2 separate regions of the Homo sapiens genome follow, and region 2 is linked to region 1. Evidence: read pairs that join two places in POLR2A ChIA-PET (ENCODE). Cell type or tissue: MCF 10A. All regions are shown on one strand. Each heading gives the region's core, and the rest is flanking DNA. Links, peaks and the distances in the headings are about the cores only.

Region 1 (5,399 bases), core at 435-4,434:
ACTGTTGTGAAGATTAAATAAATTAATCTTTGTAAGGAACATAAAACAGGGCTCTGGCACTTAGTGAACACTATTTTTATTAAGCCAACAAATCAAAATGAAAATCTTGACATATTAGACTGCATACCAATTTAGAATTGTGTGTAAAATCAGGGGTCATAAATAAAATTTAAAAACAAATGAAATATTGGACATGCAGATGAAAACAGGGTTAATATTTTAAATTTATAAATCTTACAACTCAATGAGAAAAAAATTATCACTCTAATAAGAAAAGGGGCAAATTCACAAAAAGAGAAACAAAAATGAGACTATCCCCATGAAAAGACGCTCAAAACTGTAAAAATCAAAGAAATGCAAATTAAAGCAATTGTGATATCTCATTTCATCTATCAGAATGGCAGAGACTTAAAAGAACTAACCATGCCAATGTTGGTTGAAGGCACTGGTGGGAAGTGGTATAACTTTTCAAGAGGACAGTCGCAAAACAAATTAAAATTTCAGTGAGCACGGACAGCCACTGATCCTAAATTTCCAACTTCTAGGAATTTATCCTTGGGAGATCCTATAAGAGAGTTAACTTCCCCACCAGACTGACTACTGGGAAGAGGCAATAAACCCCAGGAAAGCAGGACTCCAGCCTATTAGATTCAGCAGTGCACACCTGGCATTTATGCCTGGCAGAAGACACTCAATAAATATGTATTGAATAAATTAACTGAAGGAAGCAACAATGTATTTAGGAGGATTTTGCTGGGACGTTGTTTAAAATCACAAAAACTTGGAAATTGCTGAAATAAGAGGCCAGAGGCATATTATTACATTCTGTGGGGCACAGTGGGGCCATGTTCCCTTTGTTCCCTTTCATTTGCATTTTCCAGTAGTTTTAAGTGAGGCTTTCCCTTTTCTGAATCATTTTCACATTCTCAGAGACTGTACGTGTGAAACAATTTGCAAAGATTTCATAAAGTAAGAGTTTAGGGGAAAATGAATATGTTGGCAAAGCGCTTCACAAAATTAAAGCATTCTGTGATCTTTTCAATCAGGAGGGACAAAACGATCCCCTTCTGAAAAGCCTGGTGCTCTGAGCAAACAGGAGAATTGCTAAGTACAACAAACATTATATCCTGTGTTATGAGGTCTATTGTCTGGCCGTGGGAAGTCTTTTGGTTTATAGGTTTTGAATATCAAACTTTCTCTACAAACTCTTACGCAGGTTCCAAGATTCAAGAGTTCAAAATACTCTTGAATTAAGAATTTGTGGGGGAAGGCAGGTGCGGTGGCTCACACCTATAATCTTAACATTTTGGGAGGTCGAGGCTGGGGATTGCTTGAGCCTAGAAGTTCAAGACCAGCCTGACAACATAGGGAGATCTATGACTCTACAAAAAAAAAAAAAATAGAAAAATTAGCCAGGCATGGTGGCACGTGCCTATAGTCCCAGCTACTCAGGAGGCTAAGGTAGGAGGTTCACTTGAGCCCTGGAGGTTGAAGCTACAGTAAGCCGTGATCATGCCACTAAATGTGGTTACAAGTTATTTTTATTTTTCAGATCTGATAGAAAATCTGTGCCCAGCTGAGTTACCCCACATGACCAGAGCTACTAATGCTTCTCCTGCCCCAGGGATATTCGTGATGCTTATCTGATACAAGAGGAGATCACCTCTCTCAGTTCTTGAACTCATTTTATGTACAGCTGACTTTTTTTTGTTGTGTTTTGTTTTGTTTTCTTTTCTTTTTTTTTTTTTTTTTTTTGAGACAGAGTGTCACTCTGCAGCCCAGGCTGGAATGCAGTGGCACGATCTTGGCCCACTGCTACCTCTGCCTCCCGGGTCCTGGTTCAAGCAATTCTCCCACCTCAGCCTCCCAAGTAGCTGGGATTACAGGCACATGCCATCATACCCAGCTATTGTTTGTATTTTCAGTAGAGACGGGGTTTCACCATGTTGGCCAGGCTGGTCTTGAACTCCTGACCTCGTGATCCACCCACCTTGGCCTCCCAAAGTGCTGGGATTACAGGCATGAGCCACTGCGCCTGGCCTGTTTTGTTTTGTTTTTGAGACAGAGTCCTGCTCTGTTGCCCAGGCTGGAGTGCAATGGCTCAATCTCGGCTCACCGCGACCTCTGCCTCCTGGGTTCAAGTGATTCTCCTGCCTCAGCCACCTGAGTAGCTGGGATTACAGGCTTGTGCCACCATGCCCGGCTAATTTTTTTTTTTAATAGACACGGGGTTGAGCATGTTGGCCACGCTGGTCTCGAACTCCTGACCTCAGGTGTTCTACCCACCTTGGCCTCCCAAAGTGCTGGGATTATAGGCATGAGCCACCGCGCCCAGCCTATAGCTGATTATTTTTATTCATAGTAGTTGTGTTCTATAAAGTGTCACAAACACTGAATTAACAAATCCTGAATCATTGCTCCTAGGGGAAATATGGGGTTAGGTTCCTGTGAGCCTCCACTCACAACCCTTTCATCAACCAATGAAAACTTAATTTTACTGATATATTATCACATCATAATTTTGTTGATATTTATTTTATCTGTGTTTCCATTTAAGAAGCTTTTTGAATATATATTGTTGTTCATTCACAACGAACTGTGCCAGAATGACGCTTATCTAATACACATTTTATCCATAAGGCATACCACAGCCTTCCTGTACTTAGAAACACTAGATAGCATTTCAGCAGTGCTTGGGCTCCGTTTCAAACAGCAAAATGAACAAAAATGCAAAAAATGTGGTACTAAACAGACCACAAAAAGGACACTTGGAAAGCCAAAACAAGCGGGCAGAACATCACTTTGTTCACCCTCAGCTGGGAACGTGCACACTGAATGACTCATTTGTACGTGTCCATGAGTGACCACAAAAGCACCAGGAGTACTGATTTTTTTTTTTTTTTTTTTTTTTTTTGAGACAGGGTCTTGCTCTTGTCACCCAGGGTGGAGCGCAGTGGCATGACCTCAGCTCATTGCAATCTCTGCCTCCCAGGTTCAAGTGATTATCCCTGCCTCAGCCTCCTGAGTAGCTGGGATTACAGGCGCCCACCATCACGCCCAGCTAATTTTTTGTATTTTTAGTAGAGACAGGGTTTCACCATGTTGGCCAGGCTGGTCTAGAACTCCTGACCTCAGGTGACCCACCCGCCTCGGCCTCCCAAAGTGCTGGGAAGGCCTGAGCCACCATGCCCGGGCAGGAGTACTGATTTTGAGATTACAGGTAAATTTTAGCAAGAGGGTGAATTCGCAAATACAAAAACTACCAATGATGAGGACTGACTGCATTTAACAAACACCGAAATAGCACTTAACTGGATGCCAGACAGTGTTCTAAAGCTCCGAAAATATTCACTCATTTCAGCCTCACATTAATCATGTGAAGTAGGTACTATTATTATCCCCATTTTATCAACTGAGATTCTGAGGCACAGAGAGGTTTGGCCACTTGCTCATAACACACAGCCGGTAAATGATGGGGCTGGGAATTGAACCCACACAGTGAGTTTGGGAAAGCTTCAGAACACCTGGCTTCTTAGAGAACCTCTCAGGGGCCTAGGACATGAAGGACAGGACCCGTGGGGTACAAGGGAGACAAAATTGTGACCGAGAAATAGAAGAGGAGGGCCGGGCGCGGTGGCTCACGCCTGGAATCCCAGCACTTTGAGAAACCGAGGCGGGTGGATCACTTGAGGTCAGGAGTTCGAGACCAGCCTGGCCAACATGGTGAAACTCTGTTACTAAAAATACAAAAATTAGCCGGGCGCAGTGGTGGGTTTCTGTACTCCCAGTTACTTGGGAGGCTGAGGCAGGAGAAATGCTCGAACCAGGGAGGTGGAGGTTGCAGTGAGCTGATATCGTGCCACTGCACTCCAGCCTGGTCGACAGAGTGAGCCTCTGTCTCAAAAAAAAAAAAAGAAAAGAGAAGAAAAAGAAAAAGAAGAAAAAAAGCACAAGAGGAGGAAGGAAAAGGGGACTTTTTTTTTTTTTTTTTTTTTTGAGATGGAGTCTTGCTCTGTTGCCCAGACTAGAGTGCAGTGGTGCGATCTTGGCTCACTGCAACCTCCGCCTCCTGGGTTCAAGCGATTCTCCTGCCTCAGCATCCCAAGTAGGTGGGATTACAGGCCTCCACCACTGCGCCCGGCTGATTTTTTTTTTTTTTTTTTGTATTCTTAGTAGAGATGGGGTTTCACCATCTTGGCCAGGCTGGTCTCCAGCTCCTAGACCTCGTGATCCACCTGCCTCGGCCTTCCAAAGTGCTGGGATTACAGGAGTGAGCCACCGTGCCCGGCCAGGACTTTTTAACTGAATGAAAAGGCACTACTTGCAAAAACTCAAAGTTCAACTTCTATGTCATAATCAACAAAGTATGGTGTATCTTTGTAATAAAAAAATAAATCAACTAGATACTGAACGTCACCAACAGAGTGTAAGTGCCTTGAGGGGCAAGGGACTCTGTTTTCTCTTCTGCTCATAGCACATGGCACAGTGGTAATAAAAAATATTGATCACTTAACAGGAAAAAAAAAAAGTCTCCTTTTTATCCCTCTCTCAAGCTGGCATCTATTAACTCTACAGATCAGTCAGAGAAAAGTAGCCTCATCAACATTTTCCTCCTCCAAAGTTTTTAAGAGATTTTATTGTTTTCCTCTCTTTAGTGAGTACACCAAGTACCATAGTCTCATGGGTTTCGGTGGCTAAGTCTGCCAAAGTCTTATCCACGCCAAGAAATAACTTCTCTCGTTTTACTTTTTCAGAGGGGTGTGAAAGAAAACAATTGATTCTTCTCTCTACGAGAGTCTTTTTAAAACAAAGTAAGAGCTCTGAATTTGATGAACTCTCTGAGAAACAGAATATAGATTAAATGATTACTAACATATTTCCCTGCAGCACAAAGTTCTTTTTTGGAGATTAGCAATTTATTCCATTTATTACAACAGCCAAACCTGAAGTCTCTTTTCATTGGCTAGTCAAGTTCACCAACCCTTTCTGTTTTGAAATCCTCACTCCTTCCCAAAATAGTGTATCTTGTGCCTTTAATATTGAGGTTGAGGTGCAGGCAAAAGGTGTCCAGAAATTGTGAGACGTGACTGCATGTGAGTACTCAATCTTAAAAGGGTCGGGGCTGGAAAGGAAGCAAGCAGGTGAATTGCTAGCTCTTTCTGTGGGTATGTTCAACAGCACCTCACTTCTCTGCACTCAAAGACGTGATTCTGACTGGTTTCAAAGATTTGGCCCCCAAACAACCAGGCGTCCTTTTTAAGTTGGCATTGCTTCCAGAGAGGAATCCTGAACATGTTTCCTCTATGCCTCACACAGCGCCAGGCCAGCTGTCTAACAATATGGGTCCCGGAGGGGGTGCTGCCCACGTTGGTGACGGCAGCCATGAGTGCCTGTTGCTC
Region 2 (5,399 bases), core at 550-4,549, 54 kb after region 1:
TACACCACGGCCAGCCAGGATGACTGGGCTGAAGGGAACCAACTTGAAGGCTCTGGGCCAGACCCAGAGCTTTCAGCAACAAATAAGGATTTAGACCAGCTTAATTTCTGAATTCTTGGAAGACAAAGACCATGTATATTAAAGTGGCCGGCACGATGCCTATTTGCCATGTGTAAATAGGCATTGAGTCAATTTTTTATGGCAATCGTGATAATGTTGATGAGAACAACAGGAGAAAAAAAAAATAACCAAAGTCCTTTATCCCTTGAGAGGAGACTGGATCTGGCCTGATGACCCCTCACAGGTTATACCAAGAGCTTCCACAAGGCCTTCAACGCTGATATAGTTTGGATATTTGTCCCCACCCAAATCTCATGTTGAAATGTAATCGCCAATGTTGGAGGTGTGGCCTGGTGGAGGTGTCTGGGTCATGGGGGAGGAACCCTCATGAGTGGCTTGGGTCATCCCCTTGGTGATAAGTGTGTTCTCACTCTGAGTTCACATAAGGTCTAGTTGTTTGAAAGTGTGTGGCGCCTCCCCTCACCTCTTTCTCCCATTCTCGCCATGTGACGTGCCTGCCCCCACCTTGCTTTCTGCCATGATTGGAAGCTTCCTGAGGCCTCCTCAGAAGCAGATGCCACTATGCTTCCTGTACAGCCTGCAGAACCATGAACCAATTCAATCTCTTTTCTTATAAATTACCCAGTCTCAGGTGTTTCTTTATAGCAGTGCAAGAATGGACTAATACAAACAAGGGCTGTTTGTTGAATAAACAATGAATGAATTCTCAAATTCATCTTATCTTTCAGTACACAAAAACAACTGGTTTGGAAATCTTTTAGATTAATTCTCACTTAAATAAAATACATATTTTAATCTTACTTCCAATTATCAGTCAGGATCATACATTCTTGGGTAATAAGAACCATAATAGTAATTTTAAGAGCTGCCACAGAATAAAGTACTGGGCCAAGTACTTTAAGAGAATGATTTTATTTAATTACCACAACACCGACTGAGCACAGTGGCTCACGTGTATAATCCCAGCACTTTTGGAGGCCGAGGCAGGCGGATCACTTGAGGTCAGGAGTTTGAGACCAGCCTGGCCAACATGGTGAAACCCTGTCTCTACTGAAAATACAAAAATTAGCTAGGCGTGGTGGTGCACGCCTGTAATCCCAGCTACTCTGGAGGCTGAGGCACGAGAATCGCTTCAACCCAGGAGGCGGAGGTTGCAGTGAGCCAAGATCTAGCCATTGCACTCCAGCCTGGGTGAGAGAGCGAGACTCCATCTCAAAAAAAAAAAAAAAAAAATTACCACAACACCTCTACAAGGCAAATATCCCTACCCCTATTTTACAGATGGGGAAATGGAGGTTCAGACAGTTTACATTATATTCTCAGAATGCACACCTCAGAAATCCCATCCCAATCATGCAGCTGAAAGAGGAAGGACTGGGAGCTGAAACTGTGGCTGACAGCCTCACCCTGGCATCCACTGCCTCAGCCTGAAGATCTTGGGCCACTTCATTAAAACCCACCCTGCCACAAGCTACAGCTTTTAAGGTACACACACTTCAACTGGAGCTGCTGAAAACCCAGGCCAGTCCTCTTTCCTGGAAGCCTGTGTTGTTTTCATTCAGTTTTAAAGCCTGTTCAGCCTTTATACCCTCTCTCTCGGGAGCCCTAACTTCAGCCCCCAGGCCTTGGCACCACTGCAACAAAGGACCCTGTTGCAAAGTCATTCTTCTGGATTAGACAAACCCATTTCTCTCAGGATAGTTAGTGCAATTCCAAAATGGCTTATGATGAGCCAAAACTCTCAACTTGTTTTAAATAAAGCAAGCTCTCCAGAATCCCAGAGCTGTAGTCGGTGGTGGCGGTGTGATGAACGCTGGTGTGAAGCTGTGCTCCCTTTCTGCAGATGTCTTTCTCTGTGATCTCTGTGGTCCTTAGTTTCTCTGTATTTAGAATACAAACTCTTACCTACCTCACAGAAATGATTGTAACAACCAAGTGGGATAGCACAAATACTTTTTGAAAAACATTAAATGCCTTCTACCACTGAGATGTTAACATCAGACTTTTCCAATAGGACAGGTTATGGAAAATTCAACTAGGCATTTAGAAGGCCAAAGCATGGATCCAAAAGCTCTCTCTGATACATATATGGTGATTTCCATTTAATTAACTGTTTCCGGGGAGCACCTAGAGCCATTACCAAAGGTGCTAACTGGGCAGCCAATGGGAAAACTCTTAATAGGTCTATGAGTCAGTCCTTCAGAAAGTTTCCGTCTTGTGTTTTAATATTTGGGCTCCATTTATGACTCAAGCATACCTTTCCTTGGTATTAAGTAACAAGGAACTGAGATTAATTGCCCAATTTTTAACTACATTTGGCCTGTTTGTATCCCATGTTGTAAGCACCCTACTGGGGCTGTAAGAACAAGGTATTTGTCACTGACTATTGTGAAAAAGCTTGGGCGTCTGAACACTTTATGATCAGTAAAATACAGGATTCTAGCCTCTTAAGAGGCGGGCGGATCATGAGGTCAGCAGATCGAGACCATCCTGGCTAACACGGTGAAACCCCATCTCTACTAAAAATACAAAAAAATTAGCCAGGCGTGGTGGCGGGCGCCTGTAGTCCCAGCTACTCGGGAGGCTGAAGCAGGAGAATCACTTCAACTCGGGAGGCGGAGGTTGCAGTGAGCCGAGACCGTGCCATTTCACTCCAGCCTGGGCAAGAAGAGCAAAACTCTATCTCAAAAAAAAAAAAATGGTTTGAGAACATCACAGGAAACCATGCTGAACTCAGTGTGTTGACTTTTACACCCTATAACCTGGCCAGCTGGCTCTGTGTCTCAAAGCATCAGACTCCATTTTGAACATGGATTTCTTTTTTCCTTTCCGGAGTCTCTCATTTTCTCCATTGTATTCATTCAGAGGGAAAAAAAAAAGACCTCATAAATGTCATTTCATATTCCAAGCAATTTGCTATAGGCAACTACACCATTACTTTGTACAAATAAATTTACATAAATCATTATTAGAATGTTTTATCTTGGCAACATTATTTGGTTCCCAGAACACAAATTAAATGCATGCTTAAAGCAGAATATTTTAAAGTTATTCCTATATTGTTTATGAGACAGGATTAGAAATTTCCATCTAATTTTTCTTTCATAATGGAATTCCTTTAGTTTTCTTTGTACGTTTAGAAACCATATGTATAATTTTATGGGGGGTTTCTTGAAGCAAGCCATGCAGTAGATGACTGTGCCATGTTTCGTTCATTTTTCAGCTGCTGTTCCCTTTGATTTTGTGGGTTTGGTTTTGAACACTGATTAGGAAGGCCAGGAACCAGGGGAATTGCAATACAGACTCCTAAGTAGATGGCTTTTTATTTGATAATATTCTGCACATAAACTGGTCTTTGATTGTGGTTAAGCTTTTTTTTTTTTTTTAATAAACAAATGTGTAAATAAACTCCCTGCACTCAGTTTCTCCTGGCTGTTTGGGTTGGGAAGGGGCCTGTTTGGATTCTCTGCACAGCACATGGCAAGTCTTCACTGGCTGGAGTTTTACTCCACCCTAGATTTCAAAATAAAATCTTTTCCATGTAAAATGCAGCGCCCAGTTTTAAAACAAGCTGCACTTGTCAACATCAGGGTAGGGAGTGGTGGCAGGGGACCGGACGGGAAGTCAGGAGACACGCACGTCAGTGAGGCCTGCTGTTGCTGGCTCTGGAAAACGACGTAGTGACTTCCCGGCTCGTCTTCTCATTGGTGTCATAAAGGGCTGGACTCCTGGCTCACGGCTGGAACTTTCTACCAGTATGTGGTCTGAGAACAGATTCCAGGGCCACTGTCAGGGAAGTGGGGCCCCATGAGGTCAAGGGTGCAATACTCAAAAACGAGGAGTGAGGCAGCCCCATGGAGGGCTTAAGAACACAGATTCCAATAGTCAGGTTCAAATCGACACACCAAATCAACCACTTGCTACCTGTGTGACTGAATAATTCAAACCTTTCTGCATCTCTGTTGCCTCATCTGAAAATGAAGAGATTATGCATACACACCTAGCAGTCTTATTTTGGGGATTAAATGAAGCAACGCAACAAAAAGCTGAGAAGAGTGTCTGACTCTTAGAAGAGTCTCAATAAACAGTAGCTAACATTAATCTTAAAGGATGACCAGTGGAGTCAAGCTAGGGCGATCATATCATTTACGGTCTAAACCAGGATATTTCTGGGTGTGAAAGGGAAGACTGTATGGTAATTATATGGGGTAAACTGGCGTATGCTAGGACAGTCCTAGGCATACTGGGACTTGTGTGACCCTGCACCTAGCCCATACCATTCAAGACTCAATAAAGAAATTTATTTTTTGCTTACAATTATATATTACATATTTTACAATTTGTTACTCCTTTTAAAGTTCTTTCATACACTTTATTTGAACTTTTCTTAAAATGTGTTAAAATGTAGGACTGAATTAATTACCACTTAATAATAAGCAAACAAAGGCACAAAAAAAGTATATACTTTCCCCTAGTGACTCAGTGTTGCTGAGCAGTGGGGGACAGTATCCCATGAGCTCCTCCATACTTCCCGGCCTCCTGCCAGAGAGACAGGGTCATGTGACTAGTCCTGACCAATGGCCTGTCACCTCTAGTCTTAAGCACTGAAGAGTGTGTGTGCAGCCGGGCACATTGGCTCACACCTGTAATCCCAGCACTTTGGGAGGCCAAAGGGGGAGGATTGCTTAAGCCCAGAAGTTTGAGACCAGCCTGAACAACATAGCAAGACCCTGACTCTACATAAAATTTTAAAAACAAGACTACAGCATGCCTGTAGCCCCAGCTACTCAGGAAGCTCAGACAGGAGGATCCCTTGAGCCCAGGAGTTCAAGGCTGCAGTAAGCCATGATCACGCCACTGCACTCCAGCTGGAGCAACAGAGCAAAACCCTGTCTAAAAAAATGAATGGAGCTGGGCATGGTGGCTCACACCTATAATCCCAGCACTTTGGGAGGCTGAGGCGGGTGGATCACTTGAGGCCAGGAGTTCAAGAGCAGCCTGGCCAACATGGTGAAACCCTGTCTCTACTAAAAAATAAAGAAATTAGCTGGGCATGGTGGCACGTGTCTGTAATCCCAGCTACTCAGGAGGCTCAGGTGGGAGGATCCCTTGAGCCCAGGAGTTCAAGGCTACAGTGAGCCATGATCACACCACTGCACTCTAGCTGGGGCAACAGAGCAAGACCCTGTATGAAAAAAAAAAAGAATGGAGCCAGTGCAGTGGCTCACACCTATAATCCCAGCACTTTGGGAGACCAAGGTGGATAGATCACTTGAGGCCAGGAGTTCAAGACCAGCCTGGCCAACATGGCGAAACCC

Evidence for each region. Peaks named below come from ENCODE experiments on the same cell type or tissue, not always from the same donor. Only the 100,000 strongest peaks of a DNase experiment are listed, where the experiment ranks them.
Region 2: POLR2A ChIA-PET joins it to region 1 with 5 read pairs; 12 of 35 experiments call an interaction of 5 or more read pairs at or near these places.

Annotation. Positions count from the first base shown.
Region 1 is chr14:89,423,328-89,428,726 of GRCh38, forward strand. LOC107984635 (a long non-coding RNA gene) reads left to right here and starts at 5,027. Exons shown (of 2, transcript XR_001751025.2): 1 at 5,027-5,093. It also overlaps a transcript of FOXN3 not described here. RefSeq lists enhancers at 1,501-2,115, 5,177-5,399. In MCF 10A, for the core only: no CTCF peak of the experiment used is centred there; a DNase peak (open chromatin) is centred at 2,814.
Region 2 is chr14:89,477,637-89,483,035 of GRCh38, forward strand. It overlaps a transcript of FOXN3 not described here. Among named protein-coding and RNA genes, the nearest start is that of FOXN3-AS1, 63 kb to the left of the region's middle. In MCF 10A, for the core only: no CTCF peak of the experiment used is centred there; a DNase peak (open chromatin) is centred at 2,395.